Linked DNA regions of Homo sapiens: region 2 is linked to region 1. Evidence: chromatin loops called from intact Hi-C (ENCODE). Cell type or tissue: mammary epithelial cell. All regions are shown on one strand. Links, peaks and the distances in the headings refer to the core of each region. The heading gives the core; the rest is flanking DNA. Region 1 holds the start of KCNA7 (potassium voltage-gated channel subfamily A member 7). Region 2 has its middle 24 kb from the start of BCAT2.

The links. A loop is a pair of places that touch in the nucleus more often than their neighbours do. Peaks named below come from ENCODE experiments on the same cell type or tissue, not always from the same donor. Only the 100,000 strongest peaks of a DNase experiment are listed, where the experiment ranks them.
Region 2: a loop joins it to region 1, with 25 times the contacts of the local background. A loop is called at or near these places in 7 of 110 quality-filtered maps.

What each region holds. Positions count from the first base shown.
Region 1 is chr19:49,069,053-49,078,897 of GRCh38, reverse strand. It overlaps KCNA7 (potassium voltage-gated channel subfamily A member 7), which reads left to right and starts at 6,199. Exons shown (of 2, transcript NM_031886.3): 1 at 6,199-6,867; 2 at 8,020-9,845. The coding sequence starts at 6,313. The coding sequence ends at 8,835. RefSeq lists a silencer at 4,681-4,840 and enhancers at 6,307-6,806, 6,807-7,308. In mammary epithelial cell, for the core only: CTCF peaks have their summits at 3,849 (motif pointing left) and 4,763 (motif pointing right); a DNase peak (open chromatin) is centred at 5,027; H3K4me3 peaks cover 151 bases; H3K27me3 peaks cover 1,530 bases.
Region 2 is chr19:48,782,554-48,792,398 of GRCh38, reverse strand. No RefSeq gene overlaps it. Among named protein-coding and RNA genes, the nearest start is that of BCAT2, 24 kb to the left of the region's middle. In mammary epithelial cell, for the core only: a CTCF peak has its summit at 4,084 (motif pointing left); a DNase peak (open chromatin) is centred at 4,078.

The DNA.
Region 1 (9,845 bases), core at 568-8,567:
ACCCCGTCTCTACTAAAAATACAAAAAAATTAGCCGGGCGTAGTGGCGGGCGCCTGTAGTCCCAGCTACTTGGGAGGCTGAGGCAGGAGAATGGCGTGAACCCGGGAGGCGGAGCTTGCAGTGAGCCGAGATCCCGCCACTGCACTCCAGCCTGGGCGACAGAGCGAGACTCCGTCTCAAAAATAAATAAATAAATAAAATAAAATAAAATAAAACAAATGCTACCATAACCTCAGAGAATGACTCTGAGGAATTGGAGAGTCTGACTGTATTATTTTCTTGTTGCCGCTACAACAACTTACCACGAACTTAGTGGCTTAAAACAACACAAGTTTATTAGAATGCAATTCTAGAGGTTAGACGTCGAAAACAGGGCTCTGTTTCCTCTGGAGGCTCTAGGGGAGAGTCTGTTTCCTTGCCTTTTCAAGCTTCGGGAAGCCGCCCCCATTCCTTGGCTCATGGCCGTTCCTCCGTCTTCAAACTTCAAAGCCAGCACCATGGCATCCTCTCTTCTCTGACCTCTATGTCCATCCTCACATCTTCCATGAATCAGACCTTCCTGCATCCCTCTTTTTTTTTGATTTTTTATTTGTGAGACAGAGTCTCACTCTGTTGCCCAGGCTGGAGTGCGGTGGCTCAATCTCAGTGCACTGCAGCCTCCACCTTCTGGGTTCAAGTGATTCTCCTGCCTCAGCCTCCCCAGTCGCTGGGATTACAGGCGCCCACCACCATGTCCAGCTAATTTTTGTTATTTTTAGTAGGGATGGGGTTTTGCCATGTTGGCCGGTCTGGTCTTGAACTCCTGGCCTCAGGTGATCCACCTGCCTCAGGCTCCCAAAGTGCTGGGATTACAGGAGTGAGCCACTGCACCCAGCCACGTCCCTCTTTTAAAGACCCTTATGATTAGTGGGCCTACCCAAATGATCCAAGATAATATCCCTAACTCATCAGCCTTAATTTTTTATCTTTTATTTTTTTGAGACAGGGTCTTGCTTTGTCACCCAGGCTGGAGTGCAGTGGTGTGATCATAGCTCACTGCAGCTTTGACTTCCTTGGCTCAAATGACCCTTCCACCTCAGCCTCCCAAGTAGCTGGATTACTGATGTGCATGACCACACCTGGCTTTTTGTTTTGTTTTGTTTTTGAGACAGAGTCTCACTCTGTTGCCCAGGCTGGAGTGCAGTGGTGCCATCTCAGGTCACTGCAACCTCCACCTCCCAGGTTCAAGTGATTCTCCTACCTCAGCCTCCAGAGTAGCTGGGATTACAGGCGCGAGCCACCCGGCCCAGCTTATTTTTGTATTTTTAGTAGAAATGGGGTTTCACCATGTTTACTAGGTTTGTCTTGAACTCCTGACCTCAGGCAATCCAGCCACCTCGGCCTCCCAAAGTGATGGGATTATAGGAGTGAGCCACTGTGCCTGACCCACCTTTTAAGTTTTGTTCTAACTTCCTGAGCAAAAAAATGGCACCTTGGCTGGGTGCGGTGGTGCACGCCTATAATCTCAGCACTTTGGGAGGCCAAGTCAAGTGGATCACTTAAGGTCAGGAGTTCGAGACCAGCCTAGCCAACATGGTGAAACCTCATCTCTACTAAAAATACAAAAATTAGGTTGGGTGTGGTGGCTCACGCTTGTGATCCCAGCACTTTGGGAGGCCGAGGTGGGCGGATCATGAGGTCAGAAGTTCGAGACCAGCCTGGCCAACATGGTGAAACCCCATCTCTACTAAAAATACAAAAATTAGCCTGGTGTGGTTGCGCACACCTGTAATCCCAGCTACTCAGGAGGCTGAGGCAGGAGAATCACTTGAACCCAGGAGGTGGAGGTTGCAGTGAGCCGAGATCACACCACTGCACTCCAGCCTGGGCGACAGAGCAAGGCTCCATCTCAAAAAAAAAAAAAAAAAAAAAAAAAAAGGCTGGGCATGGTGGCTCACGCCTGTAATCCCAGCACTTTGGGAGGCCAAGGTGGGTGGATCACGAGGTCAGGAGATTGAGACCATCCTGGCTAACACGGTGAAACCCCGTCTCTACTAAAAATACAAAAAATTAGCCAGGCGTAGTGGCGGGCGCCTGTAGTCCCAGCCACTCGGGAGGCTGTGGCAGGAGAATGGCATGAACCTGGGAGGTGGAGCTTGCAGTGAGCTGAGATCGTGCCACTGCACTCCAGCCTGGGCAACAAGAGCGAGACTGTGACTCAAAAAAAAAAAAAAAAAAAAAAAAAAAAACGAGAATGGGAGAAAATAGGAGACAGAGACCAGAAAGATGGTGGACAGAGAGAGATAGAGAAGGCCAAAGACCGTGAAATAAATGGACACAGACCCAGACAGAGGGAAGATAGAGACCTAGAGAGAGGGACATAGAAGTCCAGGGGACATAGAATCCCAGACAGGGTGGGTGCAGTGGCTTACACCTGTAATCCTAGCACTTGGAGAGGCCTAGTACGGTGGATTGCTTGGGCTCAGGAGTAGAAGAGCAGCGTGGGCAACATAGCAAGACCCTGTCTCTACAAAAATTACAAAAAATAGCCATGCATGGTGGCTCACGCCTATAGTCCCAGTTACTTAGAAGAGGTGGGAGGGGCCAGGTGGGGTGGCTCATGCCTGTAATCTCAGCACTTTGGGAGGCCAAGGTGGGCGTATCACCTGAGGTCAGGAGTTCGAGACCAGACTGATCAACATGGAGAACATGTATTTTAGTCTCTACTAAAAATACAAAATTAGCTGGGCATGGTGACACATGCCTGCAATCCCAGCTACTTGAGAGGCTGAGGCAGGAGAATCACTTGAACCTGGGAGGCGGAGGCTGTGGTAAACCGAGATTGCACCATTGCACTCCAGCCTGGGTGACAAGAGCGAAACTCCGTCTCAAAAAAAAAAAAAAAAAAAAGAAGTGGGAGGATCGTTTGAGCCCAGAAAGTCGAGGCTGCAGTGAGCCAAGATTGTGCCACTAGACTCCAGCCTGGGCAACAGACTGAGACCCTGTCTCAAAAAATAAAGAAAGAAAGAAAGAGAGAGAGAAAGAAAGAAAAGAAAAGGGCCGGGTGAGGTGGCTCATGCCTGTAATCCCAGCACTTTGGGAGGCCGAGGCGGGCAGATCACCTGAAGTCAGGAGTTCAAGACCAGCCTGGCCAACATGGCAAAACCTTGTCTCTACTAAAAATACAACAATTGTAGGGTCCAGCCCCACAGGGTCGGTGGGTTTTTCTCCGTTTGCAGAGACGAGAGATTGTGGAAATAAAGACACAAGACAAAGAGATAAAAGAAAAGACAGCTGGGCCCGGGGAACCACCACCACCAAGACACAGAGACCGGTAGTGGCCCCGAATGCCTGGCTGTGCTGATATTTATTGGATATAAGACAAAGAGGCAGGGTGAGGAGTGTGAGACATCTCCAAGGATAGGTAAGGTCCCCTGGGTCACGTATCCACTGGACAGGGAGCCCTTCCCTGCCTGGCAGCCGAGGCAGAGAGAGAGGAGAAAGAGAGACAGCTTACGCCATTATTTCTGCATATCAGAGACTTTTAGTACTTTCACTAATTTGCTACTGCTATCTAGAAGGCAGAGCCAGGTGTACAGGATGGAACATGAAAGCGGACTAGGAGCTGAAGCACAGCATCACAGGGAGATGGTTAGGCCTCTGGGTAACTGCGGGTGAGCCTGACTGATGTCAGGCCCTCCACAAGAGGTGGAGGGGTAGAGTCTTCTCTAAACTCCCCCAGGGAAAGAGAGACTCCCTTTCCTGGTCTGCTAAGTAGCGGGTGGTTTTCCTTGGCACTGAGGCTACCACTAGACCATGGTCCACTTGGCAACGGGCGTGTTCCCAGACGCTGGTGTTACCGCTAGACCAAGGAGCCCTCTGGTGGCCCTGTCCAGGCATAACAGAAGGCTCGCACTCTTGTCTTCTGGTCACTTCTCGCTATGTCCCCTCAGCTCCTATCTCTGTATGGCCTGGTTTTTCCTAGGTTATGATTGTAGAGCGAGGATTATTATAATATTGGAATAAAGAGTAATTGCTACAAACTAATGATTAATGATATTCATATATAATCATATCTATGATCTATATCTACTATAACTATTCTTATTTTATATATTTTATTATACTGGAACAGCTCGTGCCCTCGGTCTCTTGCCTCGGCACCTGGGTGGCTTGCCGCCCACAAACAATTAGCCGCGTGTGGTGGGCGCCTGTAATCCCAGCTACTCCAGAGGCTAAGGCAGGAGAATTGCTTGAATTCAGGAGGCGGAGGTTGCAGTGAGCCAAGATCGCAACACTGCACTCTAGCCTGGGCGACTGCAAGACTCCGTCTCAAGAAAAAGAAAAAGAAAGAAAAGGCCGGGTGCAGTGGCTCACGTCTGTAATCCCAGAACTTTGGGAGGCCAAGGCAGGCGGTCACGAGGTCAGGAGTTCGAGACCAGCCTGGCCAACATGGTGAAACCCTGTCTCTACTAAAAATACAAAAATTAGGTGGGTGTGGTGACGGGTGCCTGGAGTCCCAGCTACTCAGGAGACTGAGGCAGGAGAATCGCTTGAAACTGGCAGGCGGAGGTTGCAGTGAGCTGAGATCACGTCCCCACACTCTAGCCTGGACAACAAGAGGGAAACTCCTCTCAAGAAAAAAAAAAAAAGAAAGAAAGAAAGAAGAAAAGAAGAGAGAAGGAATGGAAGGAAGGAAGACAGGAAGAGAAAGAGTGCCAGGATTAGCAGGGCGTTCGAACCCTTAGTACCTACCTCTCTCCACACCCCCAGCAGAGGGCGACCAGGACTTCTTTCCTGGGAGTCTCAGTGATCAAACCCCTCCACTTCCCCCAAGCCCATCTGATGGAGCTATTTTTATGCAGTGTCACCGGACACCAGTGGCTAGAAGGCCACCGTCTTGTCTCTGCGCCCTTCAGTTCCTGAAAATGACCCTGTGGCATCTCCCCGGCCCACACCCCCAACCCCCGCCCGTTCCGGCAAGACCAGACTCCTTTTGCCAGAGTCATAGCCGCAGCTCAGGTCCTGCTAGGTCTCAGAAAGTCTTGCGAAGAATCCAGGTGGAGACTCTGGAGCGAACTCTGGGGAGAGAATGGGGCGTGTGTGCACATGCTCAGTGGTTTGCAGCTGCCAGAGTGACCCTAGGATGGGACAGCCACCGGGACTGTGGCAGCACCCACATGGAGTGATGGTCAGGGAGAGATCAAGAGATATGACTCCGGAGACCCTAAGTCCTCTAGAGACCCCAAGGGGAGACCCAAAGGGGAGCGGCCGAGGAACCCTGAGACAGAGACATGGAGGGCTAAGAGATAATGAGCAAAAAGAGACCTAGAGAGGAGAGACAAAGAGACCAAGAGAGACAAGAGATAAACGGAGACAGACCAAGAGTCAAAATAAAGGCGGAGACCGAGACGTAGAGGCTGGCAGAGGGACCCATACAGAGGCCCCCAGAACGACGAATCTCAGAAATAAATGACCCATAGAGATACTCAGAGATACATCCCAAAAGAGACAGAGACCCAGAGGGGACAGCCGGACACAGACACACAAGAGAGTGAGAGACAAAGGTGCAAACAGGGCGACTCCAGGCCGGGCGCCGTGGCTCACGCTTGTAACCCCAGCAATTCGGGAGGCCAAGGAGGGCAGATCACTTGAGGTCGGGAGTACCAGACCTGCCTGGCCAACATGGTGAAACCCCTTCTCAACTAAAAAAGAAAAAAGAAAAAAAATTAGCTGGGCTTGGTGGCGCCTGTAATTCCAGCTACTAGGGAGGCTGAGGCACGAGAATCGCTTGATCCCGGGAGGTGGAGGTTGTTGCAGTGAGCCGAGATCGCGCCACTGCACTCCAGCCCGGGCGACAGAGGGAAACTGTGTCTCAAAAAAAAAAAAAAAAAAAAAGACAGAAAGAAAGAAGAAAGAGAAAAGAAAAGAGGCGACTGCAACTGAAGCCTGATTCTGACGAAACACACGCACACGGAAACTTGGAGAGACGCAGGACAGGATCCCGGCGGCAGAAGGACGGAGAGAAAGGGGACCCCGGGACGGGAAAGGCGCAGAGCAGGCGCGGGCGGCGGCGGCGGCGGGGCAGGGCAGGGCGGGCGTCCCGGCAGAGGGCGCGCGGTCGCCCTGTCGCCCTCCGCCCCGCCGGGGTCACAGTGCCCCCTCCCTCGCGCCCTAGCCGCCCTGCCGGGCTATTTTTACGCGCGGACACCGGACACCGGACACCGGGCTGGGGCGGCGGCGGCGGCGGCCGAGGCGGCCGAGGCGGGGCCGCACCGGGGCCGGGCGTCGGGGCCACACGTCGGTTCGCGGGTCGCCGGGGCTGCGCGCGCCATGGAGCCGCGGTGCCCGCCGCCGTGCGGCTGCTGCGAGCGGCTGGTGCTCAACGTGGCCGGGCTGCGCTTCGAGACGCGGGCGCGCACGCTGGGCCGCTTCCCGGACACTCTGCTAGGGGACCCAGCGCGCCGCGGCCGCTTCTACGACGACGCGCGCCGCGAGTATTTCTTCGACCGGCACCGGCCCAGCTTCGACGCCGTGCTCTACTACTACCAGTCCGGTGGGCGGCTGCGGCGGCCGGCGCACGTGCCGCTCGACGTCTTCCTGGAAGAGGTGGCCTTCTACGGGCTGGGCGCGGCGGCCCTGGCACGCCTGCGCGAGGACGAGGGCTGCCCGGTGCCGCCCGAGCGCCCCCTGCCCCGCCGCGCCTTCGCCCGCCAGCTGTGGCTGCTTTTCGAGTTTCCCGAGAGCTCTCAGGCCGCGCGCGTGCTCGCCGTAGTCTCCGTGCTGGTCATCCTCGTCTCCATCGTCGTCTTCTGCCTCGAGACGCTGCCTGACTTCCGCGACGACCGCGACGGCACGGGGCTTGCTGCTGCAGCCGCAGCCGGCCCGGTGAGAGGCGGGGCGTGGGTGGAGACGGGCGGGGTTTGGGAGGAGATGGGCGGGGTCCAGAGGGGACCTGGCCAATCATAAGGCGGGGCCAGGGGCTGCGAGGGGTGGGCCAGCCGAAGACAGGGTGGGCGGGAGGCGGGGCCTGAGGATCCGGGTCGGAGGACCTGCCCCATCAGAAGGTGGGGTTGAGGTCAGTGAGAAACCCGGCGTGAAGAGGGCAGGGCCCTTGATGCAAGGGGTAGGAGGACAGGAACCTTAAAAATCACAGCTGAGGGGGGCCAAGGAGAGCCTGAAAACTCCGGAGTCTGTGCGGCTGGGTGGTGAAAGCCAGGCCCTGAATAACTCCAGCTGAGGGTGCTGGAGCCCGAGGGGCGACAGTAGGAGGAATCTATGGAAAGAAAGCCAGGTTGAGGGGCCAGAGGAGGGGGCCTAGGGCTCGGCTTGCAGAGAAGGTCTTTTTTTTTTTATTTCCTGTGAGACAGAGTCTTGCTCTGTCGCCCAGGCTGGAGTGCAATGGCGCTATCTCGGCTCACTGCAAGGTCTGCCTCCCGGGTTCAAGCGATTCTCCTGCCTTAGCCTCCCAAGTAGCTGGGATTACAGGTGCAGGCCACCACGCCCGGCTAATTTTTGTATTTTTAGTAGAGATGGGGTTTCACCGTGTTGGCCAGGATGGTCTCTATTTCCTGACCTCGTGATCCGCCCGCCTCGGCTTCCCAAAGTGCTGGGATTACAGACGTGAGCCACCGCGCCCAGCCGCATTATACTCTGGGCTGGGACTGTGGAGGGCAAGGAAAAGCTAGGCACAAGGTGGTGGGGCCAGGGCAGGGATGCTCCCCATCTAGAAAATCAACACTGGAGGCGGGACTTTGAGAGAGAAGAGGTTGCACCCTACTCAAACATGAGTTCCCACGCATGAAGGGGCAGGGACCACGTCTCCAGCCACCCACCAGGTCAGGCAACCAGAAAGTCAGCGGCCCAGGGATGATCCCTGGGATCCTGGGAGGAAGTCTGGGATAACCAGGTCACGGAGGGCCTTGGCGCAGCGGCTACTGACCAATGTGTAAAGAGGAGCTGGGTATTTAAATGATGATTAAGGCTGTCCCCGTGTCCTAGCCCCAGCCTGACCCTCCCTGAACACTTTCCTCCCTGCAGTTCCCCGCTCCGCTGAATGGCTCCAGCCAAATGCCTGGAAATCCACCCCGCCTGCCCTTCAATGACCCGTTCTTCGTGGTGGAGACGCTGTGTATTTGTTGGTTCTCCTTTGAGCTGCTGGTACGCCTCCTGGTCTGTCCAAGCAAGGCTATCTTCTTCAAGAACGTGATGAACCTCATCGATTTTGTGGCTATCCTTCCCTACTTTGTGGCACTGGGCACCGAGCTGGCCCGGCAGCGAGGGGTGGGCCAGCAGGCCATGTCACTGGCCATCCTGAGAGTCATCCGATTGGTGCGTGTCTTCCGCATCTTCAAGCTGTCCCGGCACTCAAAGGGCCTGCAAATCTTGGGCCAGACGCTTCGGGCCTCCATGCGTGAGCTGGGCCTCCTCATCTTTTTCCTCTTCATCGGTGTGGTCCTCTTTTCCAGCGCCGTCTACTTTGCCGAAGTTGACCGGGTGGACTCCCATTTCACTAGCATCCCTGAGTCCTTCTGGTGGGCGGTAGTCACCATGACTACAGTTGGCTATGGAGACATGGCACCCGTCACTGTGGGTGGCAAGATAGTGGGCTCTCTGTGTGCCATTGCGGGCGTGCTGACTATTTCCCTGCCAGTGCCCGTCATTGTCTCCAATTTCAGCTACTTTTATCACCGGGAGACAGAGGGCGAAGAGGCTGGGATGTTCAGCCATGTGGACATGCAGCCTTGTGGCCCACTGGAGGGCAAGGCCAATGGGGGGCTGGTGGACGGGGAGGTACCTGAGCTACCACCTCCACTCTGGGCACCCCCAGGGAAACACCTGGTCACCGAAGTGTGAGGAACAGTTGAGGTCTGCAGGACCTCACACCTCCCTAGAGGGAGGGAGGGAGGGCAGGGTGGAGGGCAAGGCTGGGGGGAGGGGATTGGGTTTAGGAAGAGCTAGGTTAAGTCGTAACGAGTGGGGAAACACTGAGTCTTGTTGGGTCTTGGGTTGTGTGGTTTGGTAGCTCCTGTGGGTACCTCCTGAAGCAGCAGCGAATGGCAATGGGTTGTGTTGTGTTAATGAAGACTCAATTGGTTCATATTACTCTGAGTTGTGCAAAGCTCATGGAGCCTTTTGGGGTAGTGTTGAGATAGGTTTGGTCGTATCATTTTGTGAGTTTCCTAGGTCAGTGTTGGGTTTGGTTGGGTTGTGAGTCTGGGATAGTGTGGTCCAGCTGCATTGTGTAGGATTCTGTGGTTTGGTGGGTCCCCTAGGGCCATGTTGGGTCAAGTTAGATGGTCCCCCATGGCATTGTTGAGATCGAATGTGTGTGGTGTTAAGTTTCGTTGAGACATGGTGGAAATTGTGTAGCTCTGTGATTCTTCCAGGGGCATGTTATTTTAGGTTCTGTGAACTTGCGAGTCATGTAGAAATGTGAAGAGTCCAGTGGTAGAATTTGAGCTTTCTAGGTCACATTGGGTTAAGTTTGTATGACCAAATGAATCTTGTAGGGTTCTGTTGGGCTTAACTGTGTAGAGGTGTGTGGCTGGACATTTTTCGTGGCCACAGCGAGTTGAGTTGTGTTGAATTGTACAACCATATGAGCCTTGTAAGGCCAGTTCAGTTGGGTCATGCCACTGTTTGAGTCTCATAGGGCCATGCTGAATTGAGTTCCATTGAGTTGTGTCACTATGTGAGTCCTACAGGAAGTTGGGTTGAGTTGGACTGTGCGAACGAGTTCCATAGGGCCACATCGGGCTGTTTTGCATTTAGTGGTAGCACCAGGACCCAAAGGAAATAGCAGTGGGGAAGCATCATGTATCTGGGAGCATGCAGTGGCGAGGGCTCTGGGAGGTGTGCCGAGC
Region 2 (9,845 bases), core at 630-8,629, 290 kb after region 1:
GGTGGGGAGGGAAAGCATCAGGATAAATAGCTAATGGATGCGGGGCTTAATACCAGGTGATGGGTTAACAGGTGCAGCAAACCACCATGGCACACGTTTACCCATGTAACAAACCTGCATGTCCTGCACATGTACCCCAGAACTTAAAATAAAATTAAGGCTGGGCTTGGTGGCTCATGCCTGTAATCCTAGCACTTTGGGAGGCCAAGGCAGGCTCGTCACCTGAGGTCAGGGGTTCCAGACCAGCTTGGCCAACATGTGGAAACACTGTCTCTACTAAAAATACAAAAAATAGACTGGGTGAGGTGGCTCACGCCTGTAATCCCAGCACTTTGGGAAGCCGAGATCAGGAGATCGAGACCAGCCTAGCCAACGTGGTGAAACCCCATCTCTACTAAAAATACAAAAATTATCCGGGCGTGGTGGCGCATGCCTGTAATCCCAGCTACTCGGGAGTCTAAGACAGGAGAATTGTTTGAATCCGGGAGGCAGAGGTTGCAGTGAGCCGAGATCACGCCATTGCACTCCAGCCTGGGCAACAAGAGCAAAACTCCATCTCTAAATAAATACATAAATGAAATAAAAATACAGAAAATCGCCAGGCATCATGGCGCATGCCTGTAATCCCAGCTACTTGGAAGGCTGAGGCAGGAGAACCACTTGAACCCAGGAGGCAGAGGTTGTAATGAGATGAGATCGTGCCACTGCACTCCAGCCAGTGTGACAGAGCAAGACTCTATCTCAAAAAGAAAATAAAAATAATAAAATTAAAAAAGAATTCACAAGCGTCACCCCTACATATATATATACACACATGTATATCTATAGGCTGGAGTACAGTGACGCATTCAGTGTACTGCAGTAATCACTGCAGCCTCGACCTCCCAGACTCAAACAATTCTCTCACCTCAGCCTCCCAAGCAGCTGGAATCACAGGCATGTGCCACTATGCCTGCCTAATTTTTTATTTTTATTTTTGTAGAGACAAGGTCTCAATATAATGCCCAGGCTGGTCTCAAACTCCTACGCTCAAGTGATCCGCCCATCTTATCCTCCCAAAGTGCTGGGATTACAGTCATGAGCCACTGCACTGAGCCTAATTTTATTATTTTTTATTTTTTGTAGAGACAAGGTCCCACTAGGCTGATCTCAAACGATCCTTCCACCTTGGTCTCCCAGTGTTGAGGTTACAGGCACGAGCCACCACCCCCAGCCTAAGAGACTATCATCAATGATTTTTTTTTCTTTTTTCTTTTCTAGAGCAGGTACAATGTAATCAATTATTATTATTATTATTAAGACCGAGTCTTGCTCTGTCACCAAGCTGGAGTGCAGAGGCATGATCTTGGCTCACTGCAACCTCTGCCTCCTGGGTTCAAGCAATTGTCCTGTCTCAGCCTCCCGAGTAGCTAGGACTACAGTTGTGTGTCATCACACTCAGCTAATTTTTTTTTTTTTGTTATTTTAGTAGAGAAGGGGTTTTACCATGTTGGCCAGGATGGTCTCTATCGCTTGACCTCACGATCCACCTGCCTCGGCCTCCCAAAGTGCTGGGATTATAGGCGTGAGCCACCGTGCCTGGCCATCAATTTATTATGATGATGATGATGATTTTTGAGATGGAGTCTCAGTCTGTCACCCAGGCCAGAGTGCAGTGGCGCAATCTTAGCTCACTGCAATCTCTGCCTCCTGGGTTCAAGCGATTCTTTTGCCTCAGCCTCTCGAGTAGCTGGGATTACAGGTGCCCGCCACCAAGCCCGGCTAATTTCTTTTTTTTTTTTTTTTTGAGATGCAGTCTCACTCTGTCACCCAGGCTGCAGTGCAGTGGCGCCATCTCGGCTCACTGCAAGCTCCGCCTCCAGGGTTCACGCCATTCTTCCTGCCTCAGCCTCCCGAGTACCTGGGACTACAGGCGCCCGCCACCACGCCCAGCTAAATTTTTTGTATTCTTAGTAGAGACGGGGTTTCACCGTGTTAGCCAGGATGGTCTCGATCTCCTGACCTTGTGATCCACCCGCCTCGGCCTCCCGACGTGCTGGGATTACAGGCGTGAGTCACCGCGCCCGGCCTTTTTTTTGGTATTTTTAGTAGAGATGGGGTTTCACCATGTTGGCCAGGCTGGTCTGGAACTCCTGACCTCAGGTGATCCGCCCGCCTCAGCCTCCCAACGTGCTGGGATTACAGGCGTGAGCCACCGTGCTCAGCCTCAGTGATTTTTGAGAATGTGAAGGGGTCTTGGGACCAAAGGGTTCAAGAACTGCTATCCATGAGCAGTGCTGGGCACACAGTGAGTAGGTGTGAGTGTTGGCGCTGCAGCTCACTTTGGAAAATAACTTTGTGTTGGTGCCTCATGCCTGTAATCCCAGCATTCTGGGAGGCCAAGGCAGGAGGATTACTTGAGCCCAGGAGTTCGAGACCACCCTGGGCAACATAGTGAGACCCCCCCTCCTCTACAAAAAATAAAAAAATTAGCTGCATGTGGTGGCGTGTGCCTATGGTCCCAGCTATTCGGTAGGCTGAGATAGGAGGATGGGTTTAGGCCAAGAATTCCAGGTTGCAGTGAGCTGTGTTCATGCCGCTGCACTCCAGCCTGGGTAACAGAGCAAGACCCTGTCTCAAAAAAAAAAAAAAAAAAGAAAGAAAGAAAGAAAGAAAAAGAAAAAAAAGAGTCCAATTCTGTGAGAAAATGAATATCTGCAAAGAATAATTTTTTTTTTTTTTTTGAGATGGAGTCTCGCTCTGTCACCCAGGCTGCAGTGCAGTGGCGCCATCTCGGTTCACTGCAAGCTCCGCCTCCCGGGTTCACGCCGTTCTCCTGCCTCAGCCTCCCCAGTAGCTGGGACTATAGGCGCCCGCCACGACGCCTGCCTAATTTTTTGTATTTTTAGTAGAGACGGGGTTTCACCATGTTAGCCAGGATGGTCTCGATCTCCTGACCTTGTGATCCTCCAGCCTCGGCCTCTTAAAGTGCTGGGATTACAGGTGTGAGCCACCAGGCCCAGCCAGATTAAATCTTTAATTATAATTTAATTATATAAGACTTAGGGTACTATAGGCCTTCATGGCTTTAGAAAACATTTTTCAAAATATTTAAAGACATTTTCATGCTTAAGGATGTCTTCATTTTAAAATAACAAACAGGACTAGGCGCCGTGGCTCACGCCAGTAATCCCAGCATTTTGGGAGGCCGAGGTGGGTGGATCACCTGAGGCCAGGAGTTTGAGACCAGCCTGGTGAACATGGCGAGACCCCTGTCTCTACTAAAAATAGAAAAATTAGCCGGGTGTGGTGGCGGGCACCTGTAATCTCAGCTACTCTGGAGGCTGAGGCAGGAGAATCACTTGAACCTGGGAGGTGGAGGCTGCAGTGAGCTGAGATCACAACGCTGCACTCCAGCCTAGGCAACAGAACAATACTCTGTCTCAAGAAAAATAAATAAGTGTGTGTGTGTGTGTGTGTGTGCGCCCAAGATTAGGACACAAAGAATCACACAGGCATAATGGGGCCTAAAAACTGTTTTTTTTTTTTAACTGTTTTTTTTTTTTTTTTTTTTTGAGATGGAGTCTCGCTCTGCCGCCCAGGCTAGAGTGCAATGGCGTGATCTCGGCTCACTGCAACCTCCGCCTCCCAGGTTCAAGCAATTCTCCTGCTTCAGACTCCCGAGTAGCTGGGACTACAGGTGTGAGCCACCACACCGGGCTAATTTTTGTATTTTTAGTAGAGACGGGGTTTCACCATGTTGGCCAGGCTGATCTTGAAGTCCTGATCTCAGGTCATCCTCCTGCCTCAGCCTCCTAAAATGCTGGGATTAAGCCATGAGCCACTGCGCCCGGCCGTTAAACTGTTTTATAAGCTCTGTGTGTGTGTGTGTGTGTGTGTGTGTGTGTGTGTGTGTGTGTGTGCTTAAGACAGTCTTTCTCTGTCACTTAAAAAAAAACCTGGTAAATAGCGGGCCCTACCTTTCCTACTGAAAAATAAATAAATAAATAAAATAATAAATCCAGGTAAATACATCTCAGCTGTAATAACCCAGCCACAGCGTGCTGTGTGTCAGGCCACGCTGTGGTGTGCCTGCAGCACCATCTGGTGGTCAGTGTTGAGTATAAAGTCAAAGGCCAAAAGAGGAGAAGGCCGGGCGCAGTGGCTCACACCTGTGATCCCAGCACTTTCCGAGGCCGAGGCGGGAAGATCACTTGAGGTCTGGAGTTTGAGACCAGCCTGGCCAACATAGTGAAGCCAGCCTGGCAGGAGAATCCCTTGAACCCGGGAGGCAGAGTTTGCAATGAGCTAAGATTGAGCCACTGCACTCCAGCCTGGGTGACAGAGTGACACTGTGTCTCAAAATAAATAAATAAGTAAACTAAAAATAAAAAATGGAAAACTAAGGAAAGAGGCAATTTACAGAGTGAGTCTCCAAATACAATTTCATCAGTTAGCAATGTGTAAAAATTAAAGTAGAGCTTCCTCTTCAAAGAGACTTTCCTCCTCGTCTACTTAGGAATAAATAGTAACTTCTCTTAGACGCAAAATGTATTCAAAGACCTGTGCTAACATTCTTAAATATCTGCTAGCCGTAATAAAGAAATCAGTGTACTTTATGTTTTTAGCTCCCACAATTTACCCTAAATATTTGCCCTGGCATGCTTATACTGGTCCAAGCAAGCATTAGGTCACAGCCTGTTCCTCTTCCTTATTTGAAGGTGTTTTTACCTTTCTCAGCATTCCACAAGTCACTTCCCCCTTCCTTTGTTCTCCTCTGCCTTTGCCTCTTTTAAAAAGTTCCAAGTTGCTAGCCAGTTGGGACAAATACAGAATGTGAGGTCCCGTTCCAGCCAATGGAAACCCGACACGGCAGTAGAGTGGATGCGTCAGGTTATAAATGACCCTGTCTCCTTTGTTCGTTGTACTCTTGTGGCAAAACTGCTGGCGAGTGTACCTTTTCTGCAGAAAGTAAAAATGGCCTTGCTGGCCGGGCTCAGTGGCTCATGCCTGTAATCCCAGCACTTTGGGAGGTCAAGGCGGGCGGATCACCTGAGGTCAGGAGTTTGAGACCAGCCTGACCAACATGGAGAAACCCCGTCTCTACTAAAAATACAATATTAGCCGGGCGTGGTGGTGCATGCCTGTAATCCCAGCTACTCGGGAGGCTGAGACAGGAGAATTGCTTGAACCTCGGAAGCCGAGGGTGCAGTGAGCTGAGATTGTGCCATTGCACTCCAGCCTGGGCAACAAGATCGAAACTCCATCTCAAAAAATAAAAATAAAAATAAAAATGGCCTTGCTGAGGAAATTAATGTTCAAGTGCTATGTCTTTTTTTTTTTTTTTTGAGGCGGAGTCTCACTCCGTTGCCCAGGCTGGAGTGCAGTGGCACGATCTCGGCTCACTGCAAGCTCCGCCTCCCAGGTTCACGCCATTCTCCTGCCTTAGCCTCCCAAGTAGCTGGGACTACAGGCACCTGCCACCACGCCTGGCTAATTTTTTTTTGTATTTTTATTAGAGACGGGGTTTCAACGTGTTAGCCAGGATGGTCTCTATCTCCTGACCTTGTGATCCACCCGCCTCGGCCTCCCAAAGTGCTGGGATTACAGGCGTGAGCCACCGCGCCCGGCCTCAAGTGCTATTTCTTTATGGCACCAAGGAATAAGCATTTCTAACAAATGTGTGAGTGGTTAAAACCATTTTTAGGGCATTATACAAGTTTACAAACATCTCAAGGGATGAGTGTTTGGAAAGACTCCCCTGAGGTGATGTAACACTGGCTGGCTGATCATAGTGGCTCAAGTTTGTAATCCTAGCACTTTGGGAGGCCGAGGCGGGTGGATCACCTGAGGTCAGGAGTTGGAGACCAGCCTGGCCAACATGGTGAAACCCTGTCTCTACTAAAAATACAAAAATTGGCCCAGTGTGGTGGTGGGCAGTAATCCCAGGTACTCAGGAGGCTGAGGCAGGAGAATCACTTGAACCCCGGAGGCACAGGTTGCAGTGAGCCGAGATTGTGCCATTGCACTCCAGCCTGGGCGACAGAGTGAGACTCCATCTCAAAAAAAAAAAAAAAAAAAAAAATAGAAACACTGGCTTAGGCAGGGCGCGGTGGCTCACATGTGTATTCCCAGCTTTTTGGGAGACCGAGGCAGACAGATCACTTGAGGTCAGGGGTTCGAGTCCGGCCTGGCCAACATGGGGAAACCCTGCCTCCACTAAAAACACAAAAATTAGCCAGGCTTGGTGGCAGGTGTCTGTAATCCCAGCTATTTGAGAGGCTGAGGCGAGAGATTCGCTTGATCCCAGGAGGCAGAGTTTGCAGTGAGCCAAGATGACACCACTGCACTCCAGCCTGAGTTAGACTCCATCTCAAAAAAGAAGAAAACAAAACAAAACAGAAACACTGGCTTAGGCATTTATGAAAAACCCACAGCAAACATCCTACTCAATGGTGAAAGACTGACAATACACAAAAGAAAGAAAGAAATTCGTAACAGACATAAATGGAAAGACATCCCAAGTTTATAGACTGGAAGACAATAGTATTAAGATGACGATGCAGCTGGGCACGGTAGCTCATGCCTATAATCCCAGCATTTTGGGAGGCTGAGGCAGGAGGATTGCTGGAGCCCAGGAGTTTAAGATCAGCCTTGGCAACTGATATGGTTTGGCTCTGTGTCCCCACTGAAATCTCATTATGAATTATAATCTCAGCGGGTCCAGGGAGGGACATGGTGGGAGGTAACTGGATCGTGGGGGCAGTTTCCCCCATGCTGTTCTCGTAGTCATGAGTGAGTTCGCACAAGATCTGATGGTTTGAAACTGTGGTGGTTCCCTCCTCTAGCTCTTTCTCCCTCCTGCCACTATATAAGACGTGCCTTGCTTCCCCTTCCCCTTTTGCTATGATTGTAAGTCTCCTGAGGACTCCCCAGCCCTGTGGAACTGTGAGTCAATTAAACCTCTTTTCTTTATAAATTACCCAGTCTCGGGTAGTTAGTTTTAACAGCATGCACCTGGTCTCTACAACAACAACAACAAAAACTTAGCTGGGTATGGTGGCACCTGCCTGCAGTCCCAACTACTGAGAAGGCTGAGGTGGGAGGATTGCTTGAGCACGAGGTCGAGGTTGCAGTGAGCCATGGGGTCGTGCCACCACACTCCAGCCTGGGCAACACAGTAAGGGCCTGTCTCAAAAAAAAAAAAAAAAAGTGATCTAGTAACTGAATTTAATCCATATCAAAATTTGAACATCTGGCTGGGCGGGGTGGCTCACAACTGTAAATCCCAGCACTTTGGGAGGCTGAGGTGGGCGGATCACCTGAGGTCAGGAGTTCAAGACCAGCCTGGCCGACATGATGAAACCCCGTCTCTACTAAAAATACAAAAATTAGCCAGGCATGATGATGCCTGTAATTCCAGCTACTTGGGAGGCTGAGGCATGAGAATCACTTGAACCCGGGAGGTGGACGTAGCAGTGAGCTGAGATCGCACCACTGCACTCTAGCCTGGGTGACAGAGAGAGACTCCATCTCAAACAAACAAACAAAACGTGCAGAATGCTAAAGACTAAGCAAATAAGTAATAGCTACCATGTCCAGAGGCTTCCTCTAAGCCCGCTAGAAGGCACTGCCCTACAGTATTTCTCTCGTTTCCACTTGTGCAGATAAGAATACTGAAATTCAGAAGTCTCCTGCCCCTGGTTACTCCAGTAGTAAGAGGTGGGGGAACTCAGGCTCTCTCTCTTCATTGCCCACATCCTGAACCACTGCTCATGTTATATGCCCATATTTTGCATGTAAATTCAAAAGATTTAGGCGTCAGGTCCCGATCCTTTAACCCCTGGTTACCAGTCCCTGTTCTAGTCCACCCCTCAGGAGGAGGCAGCTGGAGTATCTGAGGTCAGTCACACGTGCAGTCTGCCATGCTTACATGACCAACACTTGTTTAAAATTTTGTCCCCCGGACTGCGCACGGTGCCTCACGAATGTAATCCCAGCACTTTGAGAGGCCGAGGCGGGCAGATTCCTTGAGCCCAGGAGTTCGGGACTAGCCTGGGCAACATGGCAAAACCCCGTCTCTACTAAAAATACAAAAATTAGGCCCAGCATGGTGGTGGCTCACGCCTGTAATCCTAGAACTTTGGGAGGCCGAGGCAGGCGGATCACAAGGTCCAAGAGTTTGAGAACAGCCTGGCCAACATCATGAAACCCCATCTCTACTAAAAATACAAAAAGTAGCCCGGCATGGTGGCAGGTGCCTATAATCCCAGCTACCCAGGAGGCTGAGGCAGGAGAATCGCTTGAACCCAGGAGGCAGAGGTTGCAGTGAGCCGAGACTGCGCCATTGCTCTCCAGCCTGGGCAACAGGGCGAGACTCCGTCTCAAAAAAAACAAAAAACAAAAACCAAAAATTAGCCAGGCAGAGTGGCGGGCGCCTGTAGTTGCAGCTACTTGGGAGGCTGGAGCAGGAGAATCACTTGAACCCAGGAGGCGGAAGCTGCAATGAGCCGAGATCACGCCGCTGCACTCCAGCCTGGGTGACAGAGTAAGACTTCGTCTCAAAAATAAATAAATACATAAATAAATAAAAATTAAAAAATTAGCCAGGTGTGATGGCGTACCCTTGTAATCCCAGCTACTCGTGAGGCATGAGAATAGCTTGAACCTGGGAGGTTGAGTCTGCAGTGAGCCGAAATCATGACACTGCATTTCAGCCTGGGTGACAAAGCAAGACTCAAAAAAAAAAAAAAAATTTTTTTTTCATCCTAAGATCTGGGGTGAGACTCCCTGGTTGGCAATACTGCATGCGTTTTGGCACACGTCATTACCGGGAGAATTGAGCACTGTCTAGAACTCCACTGGGGGAGGACATCTGAAAGCTCACGCCTGGTGTCTCCTGGACTCTGCCCCATCCACGTTTTCCCTTGGCTGATGATGACGATGATGATGACGATGATGATGATGATGATTATTATTATTATTTTGAGACGGAGTCTCGCTCTGTCGCCCAGGCTGGAGTGCAGTGGTGCGATCTTGGCTCACTGCAACCTCCGCCTCCTGGGTTCATGCCATTCTCCTGCCTCAGCCTCCCGAGTAGCTGGGATTCCAGGCGTGTGCCACCACGCCCAGCTAATTTTTTGTATTTTTTAGTAGAGACAGGGTTTCACCATGTTGGTCAGCTGGTCTTGAACTCCTGACCTCAGGTGATCCACCTGCCTTGGACTCCCAAAGTGCTAGGATTACAGGCGTGAGCCACCACGCCCGGCGTACAGTTTAAATTTATAAACATAAAAGAATTTGGGGGCCAGGCGCGGTGGCTCACGCCTGTAATCCTAGCCCTTTGGGAGAACGAGGCGGGCAGATCGCTTGAGCTCAGAAGCTCGAGACCAGCCTGGGCAACATGGCAAAACCCCATTTCTACAAAAAATTTAAAAATTAGCTGAGCGTGGTAGCGAGTACCTGTAATCCCAGATACTCGGGAGGCTGAGGTGGGGGATCGCTTGAGTCCAGGAGTTCCAGGTTGCAGTGAGCAGAGATCGCGCCACTGCCCTCCATCCTGGGCGACAGAGTCAGACCTTGTTTCAATAAATAAATAAATAAATAAATAAATAAATAAATAAATAAATAAATAAATAAATAAGGTGAGGGGGGTATTTCTGAAATGACGTGGAAGCTCGGATTCTTTTTTCCAGAAGCCTCAGTTCAGAGTCTTTTCCAAGGGCCGGTTGCGGAGTTTGAGGATAGAGCACTAAGAGCACCCAATAGGAATGACTGAAAGCCCATGACGTCACTAGTGGCTGGGCAACAGCTCCAGAGTGCCTCTCGCTGACCTGCTTCGGGAAGTGGCCCCCGGTTCGCGTCAC